Regions from separate parts of the Homo sapiens genome. Here region 2 is linked to region 1. A link is an interaction called in ENCODE POLR2A ChIA-PET data of the cell type or tissue named here. Cell type or tissue: MCF 10A. All regions are shown on one strand. Links, peaks and the distances in the headings refer to the core of each region. The heading gives the core; the rest is flanking DNA.

Region 1 (5,376 bases), core at 222-5,221:
AGGAGACCCTCAGAATGAGTGCAGGTGGCTGTGTGCCCTGCAGGTACCTGATGGCAAAAGCCTAGCACAAGCCACACCATAGACTATTTAGCCTTATGTCAAGGACATATGGGAATTTTGATGATGGGCCTGAAAGAGACTTAAATTCTGCTTCTCCTCAGAAAACTTTTGTGGTTGGACTGGTGAGTTCAGGATGAACCTAAAACTAGAAACATTTAAGGGGAAGAACTGTGGGAGTCAGGGAACCTGGCTTTAACCTCAGCTCACCTCCAGGCTAACTCTGGGACTAGGAAACCTGTCCCCAGGGAGAGGGTGCAGCTGCCGAAGAGTCATATATTACACGCCTACTGTTTACAATGCCCCATGCTGGCTATAGCAGCGGAGGACTGGCCCTTAGAGATCTGACTCGTAGAAGAAAGAAAGGAGACAAAACAGGGGCCCATGGAGCCACACCGGTCCAGGACAGGTAGCTCAAACTGCTTGTGGGAAGAACACAGGGACTGGTGGCCACCACGGGAGAGGGCAGGTAAAATGGATGAGGGCCACAGGAGAAAGCCTCCTTCCACCCGAAAGATGAGGTGGTGGCATGGCTAGCTGTTCCAGACTTTGGGCAGGTGGAGAGCCCTGGGAGAGAAAAGGCATTCCTGGCAGATGGGACAGCCAGAGCAGAAGCCTGGGGAAAGATGGGCCCATGGCAGCAGCACGCAAGGGTAGGTGGAGATGGGGGGATGGACCCACAGATGGGGGCCAGGCTCTCCAGGGTTTTGCTCCTGTCTGCAGGCATTCGAGGAAGCTTTCAAACTGGGACATACGGCATCAGCAGGTCAGGCTGGGGGCGGCTGTGGGTGCAGAGCTGGAGGCACTCAGATGGGGGAGACAGAATAGGCAGGAGGGTACCGAAGAGATGCAGCCCAGTGGCGCGGGGCGGTGAGGCTCTGATGAAGGCGCCCCCTTCACCTTTCAGGACAGCTCCGCAGAGCTGTAGGCAAACAGGGAGGGTGAGCAGAGAGAAAAGAACACCGTTGAGGCTGGCTGTGGGACAAGGGCAAAAACAGGCAAAGGCCACAAAAAGGGCTTCAGCAGAAGAAGAAAGGCTGAGCACTCTGAAGGTCAACGAGGAGGGCAACCAGGCAGGAGGAAACTGAAAATGTAGAACGGGGAGCTCCGGAAAGGAGTCCACAGTTACCCAGACAGCAGAGAAGAAAGGGGTGGAGATGGCTGGGCGTGGTGGCTCACGCCTGTAATCCCAGCACTTTGGGAGGCCGAGGCAGGTGGATCAAGAGGTCAAGAGATCGAGACCATCCTGGCCAACATGGTGAAATCCCGTCTCTGCTAAAAATACAAAAATTAGCTGGGTATGGTGGTGTGTGCCTGTAGTTCCAGCTACTCAGGAGGCTGAGGCAGGTGAATTGCTTGAAACCTGGGAGGTGGAGGCTGCAGTGAGCCGAGATCACGCCACTGCACTCCAGCCTGGCGACAAAGTGTGACTCCATCTCCAAAAAAAAAAAAAAAAAAAAAAAAAATGGGGGGGTGGAGATACAGAAAGACCCCGGACAGTGGGGGAGGCCGTGCAGGGCTGCTCTGCAGCAGGAAGCCTGGCCATGGTCACAGAGCCACTCCGCAGAGAGAGATGCAGCACTGAGTGTCCCCCACCTCTGGATAGGGCATTGTGGTGCCCATGATCTGAATCGCACTCAGCTGTGTGTCTGTGGTTCCCTTAGGACAAGAAGAACCTGGCAGGGCCTGAATCCATGTTACTCATGGTTGCTTCTGCCCCCTTAACACAGTGCCTAGAACAAATTAAGCACTTATTGTCCATATATGATGGTCTAATACTGAATCAAGCTTTCCAGTCCTGGCCATATGCCAGCAGAATGGCAGCACAAAAAACACAGGCTGTAAACTGTGTTCTTAGCAATGCAGGCGTGGGCATGGCAAGATGGCAGGGACAGGCAAGGGGCTGCAGAGGAGCACGAGGTGGAAGGCCTGGGGAGGTGCCGCCACATGGGCAGGCCATGTTGCCTGCCCATGTGGGACATGGGACATGAAGTGACAGATTGGAAAATGGTAATAAGAACAGACCTGTTTGTTAAAGTGGCGCCTGGACTACCAGAAAGGGCAAGTGTTTACAACCTGGAAGAGTTGCAGAGAGAAGGCAGCGGTGGTTCAGAAGGGAAGTGCTTCCTGACCCCACCTGGGACAGGAGATAAGACTCCCACCACCGCCTACTTCGGGAGCTATGCGATGAGATCACGTCTACGAAGACTCAACAGCTTGGAGGAAGACACGATATAAGACCACATCTTTGTGGGATCACCCTGGAGCTTTTGGCGCCCATTAAAAAAATGTGCCAATTGGGGCTGACTCTAACCACAAGCCTTTCCATCAGCACTAACCGTTCAATTGCTTCATCTGAAACGTGACCAACGCTCTGTCTCCTGCAGGGTGAATCACCAGCCTGTGCTCATTAACCCAGTACCTGTTGACTGCCAAGGAAGGGACAGCTCCAGGACAGACTAGGTCAATGTGGATGTTCTCAAATTCCCTCCCTGTTTATGGAGCACCCACTACTCAAGATGTGTATGTTTATTGTGCATCAAATCTAGGAACTCAGAAAAATCAGCAAGGAGACCACAAGTGAAGACTCATGTTCAGAAGGGAGTTTCAAGTCCTAAAAGTGAACCGTACTCATGAGCCGGCTTGTTTATAAATAAACCCTTCAAATAACCCATGTCCTTTGAGGCTTGCCCTTGTTATCTGTCCATCAACCCTTCTTTAGCAAGTAAGTACTTCCTATCTGTACATTAAATCTCAGAAGATGCTACTGTACATATACATAGAGCTATGTTTTAAACACTGAAGGAAATGGGAATCCACTTCTAAATCCATCAGAAATACATGGCCTCTGGGCACAAAGTACATGCAGAGTCACAGAGTGAAGACAAGTGCACAGTCGGGGGAATGGCAAGAGGTCGGAGCCAGGATGCGGGAGGAGTGTGTCAGAGAGATGCAGCTGAAGCCTGGCCGAGGAGCTTGGCCACTCACCTTCCTTTCTTAAGCATGTATGGAGACCAAGCTGGATGTGGTGGCTCATGCCTATAATCCCAACACTTTGGGAGACTGAGGCAGGAAGACTGCTTGAGCCCGGGAGTTTGAGGCCAGACTGGGCAACACAGTGAGACCCCGTCTCTACACAAAAATAGCTGGGTGTTGATGGCGCATGCCTGTAATCCCAGCTACTGAAGAGGTTGAGGCAGGAGGATTGCTTGAGTCCAGGAAGTAGGGCAGGCTGGGCAACAAAGTAAGAATGTGTCTCAAAAAAAAAAAAATAGAATAAAATATTTTTTAAAAGAAGAATGTATAAAGATCATCATTTAAGGGTCCTTATCTAGAATCGTAGGTGGCTATTCCAAAAGATGGCAGGATGGCGCAGTGGTACAGGGCGCAGATAGGGAGGCCACACACCTAGGTTCACCCCTCCCCTCTGCTGCTTAGCAGCTGTGTAACTTTCAGCAAATCATTTCCTTACTTTGAGTGCCCGTTTCCTCATCTGGGAAATAAGGCTAATAGGTTGCTCTAGGGATGAAAGGAGATGTCATGCTTGGGCATCAGCATCACTTAAGGGTTAGCTGTTACAGTTCACAAAGGTATCTTATGTGTTTCTGGGAAAAAAAAACATAAAAACTGTAATTGTAGATTTTATGCATGTTTGATATTTAATGGCTCTAATGTTTTACTGTGTATTCTTCTTACAATAATTATACAAAGAAATGTAATGAGTTCTTTTCCCCAAGCCTCAATAGACACCTCCAGTCTCTTCCAGCTTACCTCAGGCTGCTGTGTAAACATTATCCACGTCTATGCATGCCAAGATGTGGAAAGGGTGAGCAGCCCTGCCCCAAAGCAAGAGTTCAGCTGCAAGCCAACTGAAGGCGAGGACAGTTCAGGTATGTGTTCTGGTGTCTAGCGTGTAGAAAGAGATCAGCAGATATCTGTTCAATGAATGATTGAGTGAGTGACTGAGTTAGACTGTGACATAGGATAGATGAAAGGAAGAAAGAGCTGCAAGCAGGGAGTAAGAAGATACTGTCTGTTCCACTGGGCAGGCTGCCCTGGTGTGTGGAAGATGGAGATAAGGTACACAGCAGAGATGCACCAAGGCACAGGCTAAAGGGAATTTCAAATCAACATTATCAACAGCAGCAACTTCCAAGTTTTACTCCATTATCTAGTTTGCACACGTGCCATTCTTCAGGACAGCCTCTTCTACAGAAGTTCACAAAATCTTAATGCTCTTTGAATGTGTGTATCATGCACTATTTACCAATTACTAATTATTTACAGAGTAATGTGGTAGGCTAACAAGACTTTGATGACTTTGTGTCAGTCACCTAGCCACGTGCAACAAGAAAATCCCTCACACACTAAATTTTTCTCCTAAAACCCTCAAGAAAGCTTAATTTAGGAAAGCTTAATTTAGGATTGGGCTAATGTCTCATAGAAAAAGGATGCTAATCCATTGAAGTTGGTTACCACGCCCATAAATTAAGCCTTCTCTTCTAGACAGATCTCAATGCTGGAGTTGAAGCCATCATATGAGCACCAGATTTGGCACAAGATACCTGCAGTGTTCAACACTTCCTTCATCAGTGACCACTCCATGCCACCTGCTGCAAGAGTAAGATGACTCAACATGTGCAAAACCCAATCTCCTGCCTCTAACTTACCAGTTCTCTCAGGGCTCCCAACCTTGGAAGCATCTTGACTTTGAGATTTCATTCACATCTCACATCCAGTCCAGAAGCATTTTTTTTCTACCTACATTAGAGTGGTAGAAGATTTTTTTTTTTTTTTTTTTGAGACAGAGGCTCGTTCTGTCCCCCAGGGTGGAGTACAGTGGCGTAATATTGGCTCACTGAAATTTCATCTCCCAGATTCAAACAATTCTCCTGCCTCAGCTTCCCGAATAGCTGGGATTACATGCATGAACCACCACCATACCTGGCTAATTTTTGTATTTTTAGTAGAGGTGGCGTTTTGCCATGTTGGCCAGGCTGGTCTCGAACTCCTGACCTCAGGTGATCCACCTGCCTCAGCTTCCCAAGGTGCTGGGATTATAGGTGTGAGCCACCGTGCCTGGGCTGATAGAAGATTCTGGATACTTTGAAGGCAGAACTGATACTATTATTCACACTCCATATCAAATTCAGCAAAACCTGACATGGCATAAACTCTATGCCTCACAGTTTGGGGAGCCACAATGGTTACAAAATAAGAGTCTGACGGGCTCTTACCTGGAGCCCTTATCTGCTACCCTCTGGGCTATTCTTGCAGATTCATAAATATTAAATGAAAAATTATTTTGTCAGATTGGCT
Region 2 (5,376 bases), core at 110-5,109, 200 kb after region 1:
TGTTAAATTTGGGGAATTTTCAGCCATATTTCTTTTTTTTTCTTTTCTTTTTTGAGACGGAGTCTCACTCTGTCGCCCAGGCTGGAGTGCAGGGGTGCTAGCTCAGCTCACTGCAACCTCTGCCTCCCTGGTTCAAGGGATTCTCCTGCCTCAGCCTACCGAGTAGCTGGGACTACAGGCACCCACCACCACGCCCTGCTGATTTTTGTATTTTTAGTACAGAAGGGGTTTCACCATATTGGCCAGGCTGGTCTCGAACTCCTGACCTTGTGATCTGCCCAACTCAGTCTCCCAAAGTATGAGCCACCACTTTCAACCATATTTCTTTAAATACTTCTTCAGCTCCCACTCTCTCTGCTTCTTCTCAAATTCCAGTGATGAGAATGTTAGATTTTTTGTTACAGTCCCACAGGTCCCTGGAGGCTATGTTCTCCAACCTCCAACCATCCCTAGCCACAGGTCTATTTTCTGCCATTTTTTTTTTTCTTTTTTTTGTGAGACAGAGTCTCATTCTATCTCCAGGCTGGAGTGCAGTGGCGTGAGCTCAGATCAGTGCAACCTCTGCCTCCCGGGTTCAAGTGATTCTCCTGCCTCAGCCTCCCAAGTAGCTGAGGCTACCAGTGGGTGCCACCACGCCCAGCTAATTTTTGTATTTTTAGTAGAGACGGTGTTTCACCATGTTGGCCAGGATGGTCTCCATCTCTTGACCTCGTGATCCACCCACCTGTGCCTCTCAAAGTGCTGGGATTACAGGCGTGAGCCACCGCGCCTGGTCTATTTTCTGCCATTTTTAAAATTTATTTTATTTTATTTTTTCTGAGACAGAGTCTCCCTGTGTCGCCCAGGCTGGAGTGCAATGGCATGATCTCAGCTCACTGCAACCTCTGCCTCCCAAGTTCAAGTGTTTCTCCTGCCTCAGCCTCCCGAGTAGCTGGGATTACAGGCACCCACCACTATGCCCAGCTAATTTTTATAGTTTTAGTAGAGACAGGCAGGGTTTCACCATGCTAGCCATGCTGGTCTCAAACTCCTGACCTCAGTTGATCCACCTACCTCGGCCTCCCAAAATGCTGGGATTACAGGGGTGAGCCACCCCACTCAGCCCTTTCTGTTGTTTAGACTAATTACTATTGTTCTGTCTTCAAGTTCATTGATTCTTTCTTCTGTTCCCTTCATTCTGTTGAGCCCATCCATTAAGTGTTTTTATTTTGGTTATTGTATTTTTAAGTTCTAAAATTTCCATTTGGTTCTTATGTGTCTGATTTCTTTGCTGAGATTTTCTCTTTTTCACCTGTTTCAAGAGTGTTTGTAATTGCTTATTGTAACATTTTTATGAAGGCTGCTTTAAAACCCTTGTGAGATAATTCCAACATCTGGGTTGGTGCCTCTTGTATTTTGTCATTCAAATGGACACTGTCCTGGTTCTTGTTATGATGATTTTTTATATTTTGGAGATTTTAGGTATAATGAGATCCTGGATCTTCTTTAAACCTTCAGTTTGAGCAGCCTCCTCTGAAACTACCCCTACAAAGGAAGCAGGGTGCTTCTTCACCTACAAAGGAGCACAGGTGTTTCTTCTCCTTCCCCGTCACCCCTTTTCAAATGTTACCACCCTTCATAGCATCAGATAGATTCCATCGCATGCACCTGCACACATCCAGAGGCGCATTCACAGAGCACTGCATGGAGCTACGTGCACCGATGGCTCGGGAGGCCCCCCTGCTGGTTTTGACTTATGATGTAGTTTTTGCCCTCGGGTGGAGGACACTTTGCAAAAGACACAGCCTCCATCCCTGCACACCCAGCCACCACCACAAGGCTGGGAGGGTGGGGAACAGGGGGTCCTCATTCTTTATTCATAGCCTCATGAACTTCAGGGAGCACAGGCAGCATTAACCCCAGGGGGGTTGCCCCTTCCTTCCTTCCTTCCTTCCTTCCTTCCTTCCTTCCTTCCTTCCTTCCTTCCTTCCTTCCTTCCACAAACATATTCAGAAAGTGTATTTCATGACTAGCACTGTGCCAGACACTGGAGATAATAAAGAAAAACAGCACTGGGCCTATAATTGGGAGTCTAGATATACGATATGGAAATGCAGCTGACAATGCAAGGAGCAAGAGGACTCGCACAGTGGTGCATGGCAGCTTGCTGTCATTTTCTGGGCACAGAAAGTGCGATGGAAGGGAATGAGAAGGGGAAAAAGGAAGGATGACAGGACGGAAGGAGGGAAAGAAGGAAGAGGAAAAAAGAAAGGACAGGAGAAAGGGAGGAAGTCTTCTGCCAAAAAATTAAAATCAAATTTTTGACATTCTTTTTGTTTGCCTTTTTTGAAACAAAATGACACTTGCCAGACACCAGCTTCCTGGCCCATGTCCTGGTCCTTGGTATCCAGATGACAGCAGTGTGATCCTGCTGTGAGTTCCTTCCGTGCCTTCTGATCTGAGTTCCTGAAAGCAGAGAGCCACTCAGGAACTGCTGTCTCTCAGGCCAGCTGGCTGGTGATGGGCTTTTGAAGACTCTGCTCTCTCTCCTGCTGGAAGAGCTCCCCAGGGGCCACCAGGAGCCAGGTGACCGCTCTCAGCCTCTGTGAGCTACTGGAGATCACCAGACCTTCCCACATCCCGGGCAGGTGCCAGGGCCTTTAAGGAGGCTTTCTGCTCTGCAGGGATGTTCTGTGGGCTCCAGTATTCTGGCGAGCATCAGCTTATTCTCGGCTTAGTCTTCTTGCTCTATAGCTCCTGCCTCTGTTTTGCTTCTTTTTGGTGATGCCCTGTTTCCACCTTATGAAGAGGGCCTGTAAAATCCAAGCTCTGCACAAACCCCCAGGGGTGGTTAGGGGCACTGGAGAAGGGCTGTGTGTCGACCACTTGGTTGGATTTTACATCCCTTGGACTTGAATACTTATAATTTAAATTTGAGTCTCTGTCAATGTAACTCTTACATATTTTCTTTTTTAAAATTCCTTTCCCCAAAGTCTAGGGTATATGTAAATATGTTCAGCATCATGAATCTGTTCTGAAATTTTCCTTTCTGCCAAGATTCTTACACAATTCATCTTCATAGATCAACAATAAATCCAAATTGGAGTTCCCTTTATTGCTTCCTCTTTTTGCTTTTCATTTTATAACTAATTCAATATTTATTTGGAAATATTGTGAAATATTTAAAATGTACACAAGGCATATAGAATAATTCAATGAACTACTGTGCATCCACCATCCAATGGAAAAAATAAAACATTATCAGTACATTGGAAGCCCTCTGGGTACCCAGTCCCAGGCTGCATATTGACCTCCCCACAGACAGATAAACACCACCATGAAATTAGGGTTTATAATCATCATACTTCATACCTTTAGTACATATGCTTGTATCTCTAGTATGCAGTGTATTAAGTGGTTCTTGCATTGATATAAAGAGATACGTGAGACTGGATAATTTATAAGAAAAGCAGGTTAATTGGCTCATGGTTCTGCAGGCTATACAGGAAGCACAGTGTCAACATCTGCTTCTGGGGAGGCCTCGGGAAGCTTACAATCATGGCAGCAGACAAAGGGGGAGCAAGAGTGGCAGGGGAGATGCCACACTTTTTAAACAACCAGATCTCATGAGAACTCACTCACTAGCCTGAGAACAGCATCAAACCATGAGGGATCTATCCCCATGACCAAAACACCTCCCAACAGGCCCCACCTCCAGCACTGGGGAGTACATTTCAACAAGAGATTTCAGTGGGGACAAATATCCAAACAATATCATTCAGCCCCTGCCCCCTCCCCCCACAAATCTCATGTCCTTCTTACATTGCAAAATATAATCAGGGCTTCTCAATTGTCCCCCAAAATCTTAACTCATTCCAGTATTAACTCAAAAGTCCCAAGTCCAAAGTCTCATCTAGAATGAGTTCCTTTCACCTACAAACCTATAAAATCAAAACAAGTTATTTACGTCCAAGATACAATGAGGGTACAGACATTGGGTAAATACTCCCAACCCAAAAGGGAGAAATCAGACAAAAGAAAGGAGCTACAGGCCCCATGCAGGTTCAGAACCTACCAGGGCAGTCACTAAGTCTTAAATCTTCAAAATAATCTCTTTTGACTACATGTCCCACATTCTGGGCACATGGTGTGCTGGGTGGTCTCCCAAGGCCTTGAGGAGCTTTGACCCTGTGGCTTTGCTGGGTTCAGGCCCTGAAGCTGCTCTCACAGCTTATTGAGTGCCTGCCACTTTTCCATGTGCAGGATGCAAGCTGCTGGTGTATCTACCATTCTGGGATCTGAAGGATGGTGACCCCCCTTCTCACAGCTCCACTAGGCAGTGTCCCAGTGGGGACTCTGTGTGGCGGCTCCAATCCCACAATTCCCCTCTGCACTGCCCTAGTAGAGTATCTCCATGAGGGCTCTGCCCCTGCAGTGGGCTTCTGCCTGAGCATTCAGGCTTTCCCATACACCCTCTGAAATCTAGGCAGAGGCTGCCAAGCCTCCTTTACTCTTGCAGTCTATGTCTGCAGGCTTAACATCACATGGAAGCTGCCAAGGCTTATGGCTTGCATTCTCCAAAGTGGCAGCCCAAGCTGTACCTGGGGTCCTCTGAGCTGAGACTGAAGCTGGGGTGGCCTGAATGTGAGAAGCAGTGTACTGAGGCTGCACAGAGCAGAGGGACCCTGGACCTGGCCCACAAAGCCATTCAGTCCTCCTGGGCCTCTGGGCCTGTGATGGGGGGAGCTGCCTCAGAGACTTCTGAAAAGCCCTAGAGGCCTTTTTCCTATTGTCTTGGATATTAGCACTTGGATCTCTTTTAGTTATGCAAATGTCTCTAGCAAGTGGTTTCTCCACAGCCTGCTTGAGTTCCTCCCCTGAAAAGAGACTTTTCTTTTGTACCATACATTCAGGTGGCAAATTTTCCAAATTTTTATTCTTTGTTTCCCTAAGTTCCAACTTTAGGGCATTTCTTTGCTCCCACATCTGAGCATAGTTCTTTAGAAGCAACGAGGTCACATCTTGAATGCTTTGCTGCTTAGAAATTTCTTCTGCCACATACTCAAAATTATCACTCTTAAGTTCAAACTTCCACAGATCCCTGGGGCATGGACATAATGCAGCCAAGTTCTTTGTTAAGGCATAACACTCATGACCTTTGCTCCAGTTCCCAATAAGTTCCTCACTTCCATCTCAGACCTCAGCAGCCTGGACTTCACTGCCTATATCACTATCAGCATTTTGGTCACAGTCATTTACCCAGTTTCTAAGAAGCTGCAAATTTTCCCTCATCTTCCTGTCTTCTTCTGAGTCCTCCAAACTCTTCCAACCTCTGCACATTACCCAGTTCCAAAGCTACTTCCACATCATCAGGTATCTTAATAGTAATGCCCCACT

What was found. ChIA-PET counts read pairs that join two places held together with the same protein. Peaks named below come from ENCODE experiments on the same cell type or tissue, not always from the same donor. Only the 100,000 strongest peaks of a DNase experiment are listed, where the experiment ranks them.
Region 2: POLR2A ChIA-PET joins it to region 1 with 6 read pairs; 2 of 35 experiments call an interaction of 5 or more read pairs at or near these places.

Annotation. Positions count from the first base shown.
Region 1 is chr13:20,991,539-20,996,914 of GRCh38, forward strand. All of the region lies in intron 2 of LATS2 (large tumor suppressor kinase 2), which reads right to left. Among named protein-coding and RNA genes, the nearest start is that of LINC00367, 45 kb to the left of the region's middle. In MCF 10A, for the core only: no CTCF peak of the experiment used is centred there; a DNase peak (open chromatin) is centred at 2,413.
Region 2 is chr13:21,196,093-21,201,468 of GRCh38, forward strand. No RefSeq gene overlaps it. Among named protein-coding and RNA genes, the nearest start is that of MRPL57, 22 kb to the left of the region's middle. In MCF 10A, for the core only: no CTCF peak of the experiment used is centred there; no DNase peak of the experiment used is centred there.